Regions from separate parts of the Mus musculus genome. Here region 2 is linked to region 1. Evidence: chromatin contacts called from ENCODE Hi-C data. All regions are on one chromosome and are shown on one strand. Each heading gives the region's core, a stretch centred on a gene start or an enhancer-like site at or near the end of the contact. The rest is flanking DNA. Distances are from core to core; before and after follow the strand shown. Region 1 has its middle 10 kb from the start of Slc38a2. Region 2 overlaps Gm32564 (a long non-coding RNA gene).

Region 1 (2,743 bases), core at 121-2,620:
TTTGACAGTCTGTGGAGTCAAAATCCGGTCACTCTATAAACTGTATGGCCTTGGCAAGCTACTCAACTTCTCCATGTTTTTAACTGTAATAGGTAAATAATGAATTCTAAGCGGCCCCTACCTCACAGAGCTAATGAATTAAATATGCATATGTACAAGGGATTGGAAAGCCTGAGAGCTGCGTGGCACATCTGGAACACATCTTGGAAGGTGAAAGTCGGAGATCAGGAGTTTAAGATCGACCAAGGCTATTTAGAAAATTCAAAGGTAGCCTGAACCTATGTAGAACCTTGACTCAAGAGTGGGGGGAGGGGTGTTAAACAATAAGGAATTCGAAATAGCATCTATTCTGAGAGCTAAGTATTATCTAGACTCATTAATTACAATGCTTCTAATTCCAGGAAAATTTTAAAAACACAAGTCAAAAGTAAAACGCATAGTTGTGAAGGTAGAACAAACGTGGGGGGAGGAGGTATCCACCAGGTTCAGTAGCTTTCGCCATTCTGACCTTTGCTCCACTTTAGGAGAGAAAAGGGCCCCGGGCAGGGCTGTGGAGAAATCTGAACTCAACATTATATTCACCTCGAAGATTTCTTCCCAGGAAAAAGTCAGCAGGTAAAGAAAAGTTGTAATTTCCTAACTCAGAGGCGAGTATGTTGTCTTTGTGTTTATTTCCCTGTCGGTTTTTTTCTCCTTCCTAGACTTTGATAGAATGACTCAAAAGATAAACACACACACACAATTACTAGAAAGAATCTAAAATGCCACGAGACTAAACGATCGCAGCATTTCTGTAAAAAAAAAACAAAAAACAAAAAAACCCGCTTCCTCCCTAGGGCCAAGATGAGGGCGGAATGTCTACGTAACGTCTTCTCGACAAAGGAGCAGGAGAACAACTCTGAAAGCCACTTTCAAAGGCTCACTGGGAGCCATGTGGAAGCACCGCGCAAAGCTTCGGGGACTTTCCTCGTGGGTCTGGGGATTTAGCAAGACAACCCACGAGCTGGGGAGTCCCTGCTCGCCGGGGTGCGGGCTCGGCCCCAGGCGCGGGCACGTGCACATGCTGCAGCGGCCTCGCTCCCCCGCGGCCTCCCCGAGCGGAGGATTACCCCTGATGATCACGACTCTCTAGGTTTCCCCAGTCACTGGCTCCCCACCGCGGCTCCCTGTCCCTTCCATCCCTCCCCGCCACGCGCACCAAAAGAAGGCGGAACCCAGTGAGTCGCCATCACGTGGGCTCTGGACGAGCAGAAGCGGTCTGCGCAGAAGTGGTCTGCGCACGAGCTGCCCGCGCCTCGCGGGGCCTCCGCGCCCGCAGCCTCAGTGGAAAAATTTCAGGAGACCTACTGAGGCTGCGCGGAGTAGGCCACGCCCCCTTCCCGCCCGTTGCTTCTGCGCGGGTTCCTCCCGCCCCTGGGGAGCAGCCCCGCCTCCGCCCCGCGCTTCTGCGCAAGCCCCGCCCTCCCTGGGGAAACCGCTGCGTAAGCCCCGCCCTCCCCAGGGGGAAAGCGCCGCGTACCCCTCGGCCATGACTTCCGGAGCTGCCACCGCTGGCCCGGGGTGCCTGCGAGGCCAACTCATGTGTGGCCGCCTGGCATCCTGAGAGGCGAGCAGCGGCGCCCTGGCGCCTCAGCCTTCGTCTGCGGGGCGCCGCGGCCTCAACCTCGTCACCTCAGCTCCACACGGGTCCCACGTCTTCTGGATGGAGCTGGATGGAGGGAGGAGTGGTTGGGGTGGGATGCTGAGGGGACCGACGGTCGCCTAGACAAAGCCCGATCTGGATCACCACCACCCACCCACCCCAGGAAAATAAATAATATTCATTTTCCCCCCCATCCAGAAATATGCCTCACGGAATTTACCCCTGAGGCAGCAATTGTAAGGAGTTTGACCTCACCCAGAGGTGACAAATGGCCACACCGACCATGACATTCTTTGGCTGTAAAGGGGTGTGTCATGTGTGCGTGGTTCTCCTCAAGAAAACAAATTTAGCCATTTTAGCCACGGGTTGGTTCAGTCGGGTGAGTGTTGCCTAATGTGGAGGCGAATAGAGGGGTGTTAGCTCTCCACTTGTCCTCAGAGAGGTTTTTACTGGAAACCGGATGCAGACATCTACATGAGACCACGTTGTGCCAAAGATTTCAGCCAAAACAGTGGGAGTTTCTGTGAGTAATCTCAGAACCAAGCCCATAGAAGCCCCCACAACCCACTTGAGAACCAGAATTGCAGGTATGTTAATAAATCTTTATTTCTTCGCCTTGGGTGAAGAAAGAACACGAAACTGACTGAAGGCCAAGAAGGTCATCGAGGCCCAAAAGTAGGCACAATATATTGATAAATCTTTGCCTTTTCCTCTGAACAAAAATACGGGTAACCCGTTTTTAAAAACAGATTTTGGAGAATTGTAATGATCTGAGTCTTTATTGTTTTTAAAGCAATCGGATGTAGCACAGTATTCAAAACCTAGACCTCTATAACTGCGCTGGCTCCTTGTTTTCTCGATTAGCTTTTCGTTCCAAGTGTGAGCATTCTGTCAACCCGTGGGCATGTGGACTTTTCAACCCTGTTACTGCTGATTAGCAGGTGTTGGTGGAAGATCTAGGTCCATGAACACTTTCTCTTTGCTGTCATTCTTTCTTGTACCTAGCAAAATGGACTCCAGAGGAAATGGCAGTGAAGCATGACAAAAAGAAAAAAAATCAGCCATTCCTCATTTTTTAGAGAGGAGACAGAAACGATTGGT
Region 2 (2,743 bases), core at 100-2,599, 120 kb before region 1:
CAGTAGAACCTAGAAATGTGTGTTTAATAAATACCCTCTGCTCTATTATCACAGCTGTCGCCAACACTCAGACAAGTGGAACAAGTGCTTCTTGCTCATGAACTGCGGCGTGCTACACAAGGGGATGGTGGGACACAGCTTCCCTCACAGGTGACAGAGAAGGGGGCTGGGCAGCTGTCTCCATGGCAAACGTCACTCATCTTTATACAAACACGTGTCTATGGTCATGTTGTACTAAAACACTCCAAGATTGGAAGCCCAGCCTTCCGGTGCGTCCCGCTTTTGGTTTTTAGGAACCTGGAGCAAGCCTGTCACATGGTCATCTCCCTGTGCGGTGTGAATAGCAATCTCACCAAGATGGCTGTAAAGAATAACATACCTACGCTCATCTTTGCGTTGTGCATTTTACAGCACATCGTGCATTCCTTGAAAGCATGATATCCTAAGCAGCTTTGCAATCCTAAACATTTTTCTCATCTTAATATCACCAGGGCTGGGAGAGGAGGTAGGGAAGGTAGGTCATTTCTGATTTCTTTCTAGAGTTTTGTGCTGGCCATGGAATTAGAGCCACGTGGGCCAGAAGATCCATGGGAAAATGTGTTCAGAAAAAAGAGCCCTGAGCTCGGAGGTTTAGGGTTCTGGCCTGACTCTCCTGTGGGCACTTCGCAGGGCGTGGTCTGGGCAAATCGTCTCCACTGTCCTGGCAGCCAGTTTCCTTCCTGTAAAATGCACATTTGAGCATCTCCTCCCTCTGGTTCCATAACTCAAGCCGCCATGCCTCCGTTTGCATGAGTCCATGAGTCACTAAAACCTGGCAGCTTTCAGAAGGTTATTTAATAAGCAAAATGTCTCATAAGCATTCAACAGAGCTTGGCTCCGGTTCCCAAAACATTGCAAACTGTGTTTGAGCAAAGACTTCAAACTTAAGAAAAACTGTTTCTTGCTTCTGCAGGGCGCAAAGCTGTGAGCCATGTTTAGACGCTTGGGCACGTGCGTGCTTACACTTTGGGGTGCTCAGCGGAGAAGGGTAGTGCCTCTTTCAAGATGGAAGGGAAGCCGAAGAGGACACTGCGTCAGTATGACACGTTTAGTATTTCACATTGTTTTTTTTTAATGGTTTGGCTGTGTTGCTCCTTCATCTGTCACTTGGTCAGTGTGGCCACTTGGCAAAACAGTGAAGTTATTGTGTTATATATTATCATGGTTCCCATTTTACAAACGAATGTCCCGGGACAGATAAGTCGCATGTCTTTTCTTGGTGCTGACTTTCCTCAAATATGGATCTTCTGTGCTCAGATGAGGCTTGACCGGATCTAGGGGTGGCCTCTGTACTGAAGTCCTGGGCACGGTGCCACCCGCCTGCGTGTCACGGAAAGGCAAATCAGTAACGTGCCGAGAACAAAACGCTCCCCTGCCAACCACCAAGCCACTGTCTGTGGCCAAGGACAGAACTGAAGTGGTTCAGCCCTTTTAAAGGACCTCTCTGGAAAACAGCAAGTTTCTAGATAGAAAGAATAACCTTACCGAGAGCTGGATCCAGCCCTGCCTCCCAGGGCCTGAGGTCTCTCGTCCTGAATGTCTTTCCTGTGACTCAGTGGCCACGTTGGGAGGGTGGCGGAGGACATGCTCACTGGGGCTCTCTTTCTATCCTAAAGTTTTAGTCATAACTTGGTTTATTGAAAAGGGAGGAGAGAGGAATTCGTGCCCTAGAGAGAAAAAAATCTTGCAAGGTACTAGATGTTTTATATCCTTAGGGATAATTTGGGGGATATGAGAGTTGTGGCCTTTTCCATTCAGAGACCAAGGAGTCACCAACCTCAGTTTGCACGTGCAGGCTTCTGAAAACAAAGTTCTGTGTAACCGACACCTCAAGTCCTTACTGGAAACAAAGCCCCTCTCTACACAGAGCTTTTGCCAGCAGGTTGCAAAGGAAAGAATCCCACAGAGATTGCCACCACGGGGACTCCCGCCTGCAGTTGTCAAACCTTCACACATCTCTTACCCACGGCCTCTCGCTTTTCCTCCATGCCACTTGGCAGAAACAGCTACCCAGCAGTCCACACCATCCCTTTTCCAGTTCTTTGAGACCAACATTGTCACTTTTTCTCAGGTTACTGAAATAAAATAAACACAGATCTGACTACTGGCTCCTTTTCTTCAAGAGTGGAAAGTATCCTGTCTGTCACATGTACTACGGCGCCTAATATTGGTCTACCCATTCCAAGGACCCACTGCAGGCAATCCATCCTGTTGGGTATAGGAAATCTAAGCAAATCACAACCCCAGTTTCCAAAAGATCAAGTCCAAGGAGTAGTTCTTGACAGTAGAGGATGGGTCATGGTGCAGTGATCACAAGTCTTCCAATTGCCACTGAGAATCAGTCTTGGTTTGGGTGTCTTGTTTTGTTTTTGGTTTTGGTTGGTTGGTTTGGTTTTTACACCTAACATAGCATAGGAGATCTTGAAATGCCGCTACATTCCACCAGTCATACTTAAAACAATGGGGAAAGACCCTCCCTTTTCCTCCTCGCATACTGCTAGGTTTCTTCCAGCAGAAAGGTCCCCACACACTGTTCTACCTGCCTGGTACAGCCTTCCCAACGTCTTTCTCCCTTGCTGGTATCTACGGCGACAGGGCAGAAGATGGGATGACGTAAAGCCAGTGCCCAGGCTTTGGAATCAACTGAGTTATAACCCTATCCTCTCTACACCACCCACTTGACTGAATGCTCAGTAACGAGCCC

What was found. Hi-C counts contacts between places; a loop is a spot of excess contacts on that map.
Region 2: a loop to region 1 is called in a map of mouse trophoblast stem cell, with 2.2 times the contacts of the local background. The contact joins two enhancer-like sites. A Hi-C loop is called at or near these places in 4 of 37 maps with a recorded cell type or tissue (heart and mouse trophoblast stem cell).

The regions. Positions count from the first base shown.
Region 1 is chr15:96,708,426-96,711,168 of GRCm38, reverse strand. No RefSeq gene overlaps it. Among named protein-coding and RNA genes, the nearest start is that of Slc38a2, 10 kb to the right of the region's middle. Within about 2 kb of position 1,370, at least 3 of the 3 ENCODE cell types and tissues checked have a DNase peak (open chromatin) inside an H3K27ac peak, as active enhancers do.
Region 2 is chr15:96,828,851-96,831,593 of GRCm38, reverse strand. Gm32564 (a long non-coding RNA gene) reads right to left here. Exons shown (of 3, transcript XR_384399.2): 2 at 2,003-2,114. Among named protein-coding and RNA genes, the nearest start is that of Gm32677, 8.3 kb to the left of the region's middle. Within about 2 kb of position 1,349, at least 1 of the 3 ENCODE cell types and tissues checked has a DNase peak (open chromatin) inside an H3K27ac peak, as active enhancers do.